Regions from separate parts of the Homo sapiens genome. Here all the other regions are linked to region 1. Evidence: chromatin loops called from intact Hi-C (ENCODE). Cell type or tissue: IMR-90. All regions are shown on one strand.

The links. A loop is a pair of places that touch in the nucleus more often than their neighbours do. Peaks named below come from ENCODE experiments on the same cell type or tissue, not always from the same donor. Only the 100,000 strongest peaks of a DNase experiment are listed, where the experiment ranks them.
Region 2: it touches region 1 in a loop (2.2-fold over the local background); 11 of 110 quality-filtered maps call a loop at or near these places.
Region 3: it touches region 1 in a loop (7-fold over the local background); 58 of 110 quality-filtered maps call a loop at or near these places.

Annotation. Positions count from the first base shown.
Region 1 is chr1:161,863,640-161,866,139 of GRCh38, forward strand. All of the region lies in intron 14 of ATF6 (activating transcription factor 6), which reads left to right. Among named protein-coding and RNA genes, the nearest start is that of ATF6, 99 kb to the left of the region's middle. In IMR-90, a CTCF peak has its summit at 1,127; no DNase peak of the experiment used is centred here; H3K27ac peaks cover 410 bases.
Region 2 is chr1:161,791,446-161,793,945 of GRCh38, forward strand. It overlaps ATF6 (activating transcription factor 6), which reads left to right. Exons shown (of 16, transcript NM_007348.4): 5 at 1-92; 6 at 679-882. Among named protein-coding and RNA genes, the nearest start is that of ATF6, 26 kb to the left of the region's middle. In IMR-90, a CTCF peak has its summit at 1,417 (motif pointing right); a DNase peak (open chromatin) is centred at 1,476.
Region 3 is chr1:162,035,620-162,038,119 of GRCh38, forward strand. No RefSeq gene overlaps it. Among named protein-coding and RNA genes, the nearest start is that of OLFML2B, 13 kb to the left of the region's middle. In IMR-90, a CTCF peak has its summit at 1,513 (motif pointing left); a DNase peak (open chromatin) is centred at 1,532.

The sequences.
Region 1 (2,500 bases):
CTTTTCCTATTTAGGCTTTTAAACCAATTCCCATTTGGTTATTGAGAAACAGACTTCTGAAATGTAGGTTTGAGATGGATCATGGGCTGATTATTAATTGTGGAATGTTTGGATCTATGTTCCTAAGAATCTCTATTCCTCTTTTATCTCTTCTTAATTAAACATTTGGTTGGTGAAGAATGTGTTAGATAATCAGTTAGCTTATGTAAAAGTAAATGTTTATACTAGCACTTTTGAATGTTATGAATGTTAGGCTAAATGGAAAAAATGCATAGCTGTTTATATTTCATCTACTTTTTCTATAAAATGAAAATATTTTCTTCATAGAATTGCCATGTGAATATCTCTGTTAGAGTGCTGTAGGTTAACCCAGGAGCACATGAATGAATTAGAATTCCTCAGTGGTGGTTTCTATCCCAAGCTGTTTTTTCTTTCTTTCTCTCTGTTTTTAAACAAGAGAAGGGACCTCACTGTGTTGCCCAGGCTGGACTCAAACCCCTGGGCTCAAGTGATACTGAGTAGCTGGCTTTCTTTTTTTTTTTTAAGAATACACTGGGTATGGTTAGAAGTAAGTACAGTTGACCCTTGAACAACACAAGTTTGAATGAAGCAGGTCCATTTATATGTGGATTTTTCTCAACCTTAGCAGGATGCCAAACCCACTTATATGCAGGGCCAACTTTTCACACATGTAGATTCCACAGAGCTAACTGTGGGACTTGAGTATGTACAGATTTGGAGTTATACAGGCGGCTCTGTAACCAGTCCTCCACATATACAGAGGGATGAGTGTCTATACTAACAATAGAATGAGCAAATTCATTCTCTGATTATTACCACTCACTGTCACTGAAATTCTCAGTTAACTAGTTAATTCTTTTCCTAAGGTATAAATATCTAGCAGCTCAGGTTTTTAGGACCAGAGAACTTTGATACTTGAAAACTAGGGAGATCAAACATCTTATATATTTTCAGTTATTAATCAAACATGCTAAGAGATTTGGAACACTTTAGCCATAGCGTCTCATGATCACTGCCTTTTCACAAAATTCCCTGTGTTCACCTTACTCTATCAGACATAACTGGTATGTTTCTGTACAGGACCAGCCTCAAAGTTTCTTTTCAGCAGCAAGGGGGCAGCTGAGAACAATGTTTCCTGCAAGGCTCCAACTGTACTGGTCTATGAAAACAAAGTATTTCCCTTACTATTGACACAATTATGTTCAAAGTAGGAGAAAAAAAGTAAACTTTTAAGAAGATTCAGTACTATGAAGAAGAAACCTGCTGGGTGTTAAAATGATTGTGTTGAAGTATATTTTATGGAAGTTACTGTAGGAGAATGTTTTTAACACTCAAATAGACAGTTTTTCTGAGGTTCAGGATAATTACTGTATTATTTGATCAAAACAGTATAACAGATATTAGAAGTAACACTTGTCAAGCCATGGATTGAAGTCATGGTTAGTAATGTTTTTCTAAGGGAAGAGAACAAGTATTTTTTATAGAGAAGACAATCCTAGCTTTTTTTTTTTTCTTTTGAGATGGATTCTCTCTCTGTTGCCCAGGCTGGAGTGCAGTGGTGCCATCTTGGCTTACTACAACCTCCACCTCCCAGGTTCAAGTGATTCTCTTGCCTCAGCCTCCTGAATAGCTGGGACTATAGCCGCATGCCACCATGCCTGGCTAATTTTTGTGTTTTTAGTAGAGACGGGGTTTCACCATGTTGGCCAGGATGGTCTCCATCTCCTGACCTTGTGATCCACCCGCCTCGGCCTCCCAGAGTGCTGGAATTACAGGCATGAGCCACCGCGCCCAACCAATCCTAGCTTTAAACAGACTGTATTTTTATAAAAGACAGTGAATGGCGGTTTAAAAAATATATATGCATTGCATTTTTTTGCATTTGTAAAAAGTGATTTCTCATTAGTTTGCTATAAAAGTGCTGTTAGAAAATTATTGATTTCCACTCCTCCCTAGTCCCTTGATGTTCATTCAGGAAGACTGTTAGGACTGGCTCTCACACAATTACTATTAGGAGTATGTCTAACATTCTGTTTCGATTTTTCATTTTCAAATTACTGATTTATCACATTTTGGTGTTTTATATCAAGGAAGAGTAAAGACAAATGAACTGAATTAGATAATAGTAATTAAGATAACATCCTTTTTATTTTTTTTGTTTTGTTTCAATAGTAGGGAAAAGGAAGTTAATTTTATCTTGATGACTGTAAACTATGTTATGGGACAGGAATTTTGTTCTTTAATACCTGGATTGTTCTTTTTGCTCTTGCTGAAATGAAAATGAAATAATAAATTACCTCATGCTTGGTCTTCTTTCATCTTTCAATATAAAATATTCTAACAGTTTCATTAAAAAGGTGAGTGGCATCATTTCTTGTGCAGAAGGATGTAGACTTTTTCTCCCACTTAGGTTCTTAATTTTATTGGCAGAAATTATTATAATTGATACTACATTGGAAATTCAGAAGAAGATTCCAGA
Region 2 (2,500 bases), 72 kb before region 1:
CCTTTCCTTATATGGTGAAAACTCTAATAGTCTCTCTTCAGCGGAGCCACTGAAGGAAGATAAGCCTGTCACTGGTCCTAGGAACAAGACTGGTATTACTCTATCTCCTAACTTCTGTTATTTCTATTTCAGATTGAGCTTAGGTTCCATTTCTTAAAAGAAAATGCTGGATTAAATTTATGTTTATTAGGCTGGCTTGCTGTTTTTTAATTGGTGGACCTATATTGTTTGTTGTGAGTGATTACCGTGGAGAGGAAAGGGGAGAAATAATCTTTGGTTGTCTCTGTCTTTACAGGTGAAAGATACTTTAAAATAGACTCAGACCCCACCATCTTCAGGAGAGATTTCAAAGTTTCAGTTAAAGATAACTGAATGGAGCTATGACATTTGTTACCTCATTAATCTCTGGGTGTTATCCCGTGATTTTAGCAATTCTCCTTTACCAGTTAGTGTGTCCCATTCCCAAAACTGCAGCTTGGTTAGAAAAGGAGGTAACAGTTTAAGTACTTTTCTTCAGTTCATTCAGGTATATGTACTGTAGCTATGCTTAAACTCCAGTTAAAGATTGTTAATCGAAGTTAAGATAATGTGTAGAGAAAGGTGTGTGATAGAATCTGTTTTTTAGGGCTTGCGTAATTGCTTTCACATTGACTTGTGGTTTGTCTGGTTTTTCTCCAGAAAATGGACTGACTCCAAAGAAAAAAATTCAGGTGAATTCAAAACCTTCAATTCAGCCCAAGCCTTTATTGCTTCCAGCAGCACCCAAGACTCAAACAAACTCCAGTGTTCCAGCAAAAACCATCATTATTCAGACAGTACCAACGCTTATGCCATTGGCAAAGCAGCAACCAATTATCAGTTTACAACCTGCACCCACTAAAGGTACCTGAGCAGAATTTAAGGCTGTGTAAATTTATTTGGAGGGCAGTAAGGGTTGTGTCATATGATTTGTTTTAATTCAGGTTATAATTTCTGAGCACGTGCTGTTTGTCAGGAATGTCTTTGGTTATGAGGACGTTGCAGAGATGACTAATGTGTGGTTCCTGTCATAACAAGGGATATAGCTCTCCAGACCAGTTACATCTGATGGTTATTTTGAAAATCTGGGACACTTTCTTGGTGCCATTTTATTCTGGTGGATAAAATACAGGAACACAAATTTTAAGCTAGTTGAAGGCAGAGTTCAGGTCAGCCAGATTTTTGTGGCTGTGAACTTTTTTTGTTTTGAAGGAATATTTAAAATAATAGGGTCCATTTCAGGTGTGTTATAGCAATAGAATCACACCCTTAATCTCTGAGGAGGCTGCATGGTTTAGTAAACAGTATATTGACCTGGTCATGAGGAGACCTGAACTCTGCTTTCAACTAGCTAAGAATTTGTGTGTTTCGTATTTTATCCACCAGATGGCCTCATACACTTGTGATTCTATGAGAGGTTTATGTCATTATTGAAAGAAGTTCAAGTCTGAGGATTTGGTACTATTCAGATATGGGAGTCATTTCCGTATGGAGATCTCTTAGGTAGATTAGTCATCATTGTACTCATACTGATATCTGTATACACTGGGTACAAGAAAACTTTTGCAGCATTCTTATCTCTGGATTTAGTTTGTTGGCACCAGATATGACTAGGCGATAATGGGGTATGGGTTGTAAATAAACACCAATGTTACATTTGTACTGTATCTCCAATTGTGAATAGGTAGCTCGTTTTTTGGAGCATAGTTTTAATGAGGGTAAATTTGATAAATTTAATTTCCAGATACTCTTTTAGCTTTGTTCTATTACATGGTCATAGACAATATGACATTGATAAAAAGAAGACCTAGATGAGAGAATGGATGAATCAGTGAAAATTCATCCATCAGTCCCACCAAAAATAAACAGACAAACAAACAAACAAAAACCAGTTTGAAATGCCTGCTCTCTCAGTACAAAGTCAGAACTGCTGCCTTTTCCATCTGAAAAGTAGCATTCCTATAGAATAGGTATTCTTGTGATTTATAAATGTGTATTAAGGGTTCATGAACTCCTTGAAACAAAATGCAGGATTTAATGTATGTTCATATGTGGATTATTCTAGGGATAGTCTCCAAAACTTTCATTAGGATCTCATAAGGATCTGTGCCTTCCCAAAGGCTAAGAATTTAAACTAATGAAGAACCTCATTGTAGTTCCCATAAGCTATTAAAATACGTCTATACAAAAAGTCTGACATTAATATGACTAGCGTATAAAGCAGGGGTATTCCTAAGAATTTGCCCTTAGCAGATCATTGACTATGTTTGAGTGATGGAAGATCTTACCTATAATAAGAAGACAAACTGTTCTTTTCTGAGCAGTTTATCAGTTCCAGAAACCTGAATTACACATTATTTGAAACTTCAATACTTTCCTGTCATCTGAAGACTATAGTTATTTTTTTGTGAGCATGTGCTAATATGAGGAACTGCACCTTGCCTGTTTTTTTTCTTTTATTTGAGACAGAGTCTCGCTGTGT
Region 3 (2,500 bases), 170 kb after region 1:
AATTCTCCAAGCATTGCTGGGAGACAGGTGCAGTTTCCCCTATGTTAGAGATGAGAAAACAGAAACTCGGAAAGTGTAAGCAGTTAGACAAAGCCACAGAGTCTGGATTGGAACCGAGGGCTTATTTATTCAGAGCCAGTGCTTTCGAACACCAAACTATATTCAGGTTCCCTTAACCTTTCCATCTGTGAAGTGAGGGACTTGAACCAGTGCTTTCCAGCATATGACATGCATACTTCTGGGGGTACTTGAGACTATTTTAGGTGGTGTCCAGATATTCACTTTTAATTTTAATGACTATGTTTTTCATTTTAAAGGGTGTTAAGAAAAACGTAACTCAAACTCACACATTTAGGATGCATACAAATATAAAGGGGAATTGATTTAGGCTCTATTTATAGAAAAGTCAGTCCAGATGATAAGGCAAACATGGTGAGGGTGAGGACCTTCACAAATGCCTAAAGTTTGGGGATTACTGAGTCAGATAATATGCTCCAATGTTTTCTGGTTCCTGCAGGACACAGCAGGACCATGGCCTCCCTGAGCCTCCAGCACAGTGTCCTAGCTCTAGGGCATTTGGGACACAAACAGGGAGAGAAACAAACTGTCTTCAGGAGAGTTAATTGGTCAAGGCTCAATTTATCCTCTTTCTAATATCTCCCCCTTCCTTTTACATCTCCTAAGCATTCAAGGCTTTGATGTCAACATATTCCTTGAGTGAGTAGTTTGGCATAAATTGCAAAGTGGTTGGATGCAGATGTATTTAGTTAGGCCAGCACAGTGATCTCTTTGTTTTTAATTTGTGAATTTGAATGTCTTTAGGTTGGGCATGCACTCTAGTTTGCACAGACTTCCCCTCTCCTGATAATATTACCTACGATAACTACCAGAAGGCATATGAGTTTGTGACTCTTGGCTTAAGACCTTATTTCCCCAAGGTCAAAATCCTTAAAGGCCTGAAGAAGTAGTCCTTCAGGGCATTGAGCTCCTAGGGAGCCATCAGCACTGTGGGATTTCTAACACACCTAGAGTCTCTAATTCATGTGGAGTTTCTGTGCCAGCCCTGCAGATGAGAGGAAGTCAGGACAGGAGCCTTGCCTAGAGATTGCCATCTGCACAGCCTTTTAAGATTCTTTGATAGGCCAGGCACAGTGGCTCACACCTGTGATCCCAGCACTTTGGGAGGCTGAGGTGGGTGGATCACCTGAGTTCAGGAGTTCGAGACCAGCCTGGCCAACCTGGTGAAACCCTGTCCTTATTAAAATACAAAAATTAGCTGGACGTGGTGGCACGCACATAATCCCAGCTACTTGGGAGGGTGAGGCAGAAGAATCGCTTGAACCCAGGAGGCGGAGGTTGCAGTGAGCCGAGATCGCACCACTGCACTCCAGCCTGGGAGACAGAGCGAGACTCTGTCAAAAAAAAAAAAAAAAAAGAAAAGAAAAAAAAAAAGATTGGTAGCGCAGTGGCTGCTTTGCAATTTTCAGACTGGGAGTATAGTGACACCTGGTGTCTGGTGTCATTCTTCAAACCCAGCAAGTCCCAGTCTGAGCTCATCATTTCCATCCCCAAACTAGCTTCTCCTCCTCCCTCTCACTCCCCTGTCTGAATGAAGGCAGCCACCAGGCTGGAAACCTCACACTCATCATGATTTCTTCTGTCTCTTTTCCCATACCTCATCCCTCGCCAAGGACTCTCAGTTCGATTAGTGTTGATTTTATGTATTTCACCCCTTTATAGCTCGTAAGTTCACCTTTCCCAGTGCAACAATTTTCTAAGAGCTCTTACCTACACATCGCTACCAGGTTAATATTCTTAAAGAACAGTTCTGACTGCACCACTTCTTTGCCAGAAGTCAACAGCTCGGCACGGCCTTCTGGATAAAGTCCAACACCTCAGCTTGCCCGTGACTTGGACCTGGGCTACCCACTTTCCACTATCCCTGTGCTCTCCAATCATGCTCCAGGCTTTCTTGAAACTCAGGTTACAGCTTCCATCTGCATGGACCATTCTTTCAAGAGTTTTGGTTATGAAGAGAAGTGGAACGAAAGAGCCCATAAGAGAAGTGGAGAGGAAGAACAAATGGTAGAGGAGATAATCCAGAGAGGGATTTTTATTTCCATAGACAGATGTGATTTGAGCATGATTAGAGGCAGAGATTAAAGGGCCCACTGACGAGAGGTGAAAGATAAATACTGGCACCTACTGAACACCTTCTATGGGCCAGAGATTCAACTCTGTTTTACAGGAATAGCTCATTTGATCCTCTCAACAACCTTACAAAGTAGATGCCATTTTACAGATAGGGAAACCAAGGCCCAGAGAGAAAATTTATTCATGTAATAGCTAGAGAGAAGTAGAACTAAGATGGGAACCCAAGCCATTCCACTTCGAACCTGCTCTCTTCACCATTTCATATAAGAAAGAGGGAATGACAAGCAGAGCAAAGTCCCTTACAAGGGGGGAGGAGGAGTAATTCCAAGCATGGGTGGGATGGTCA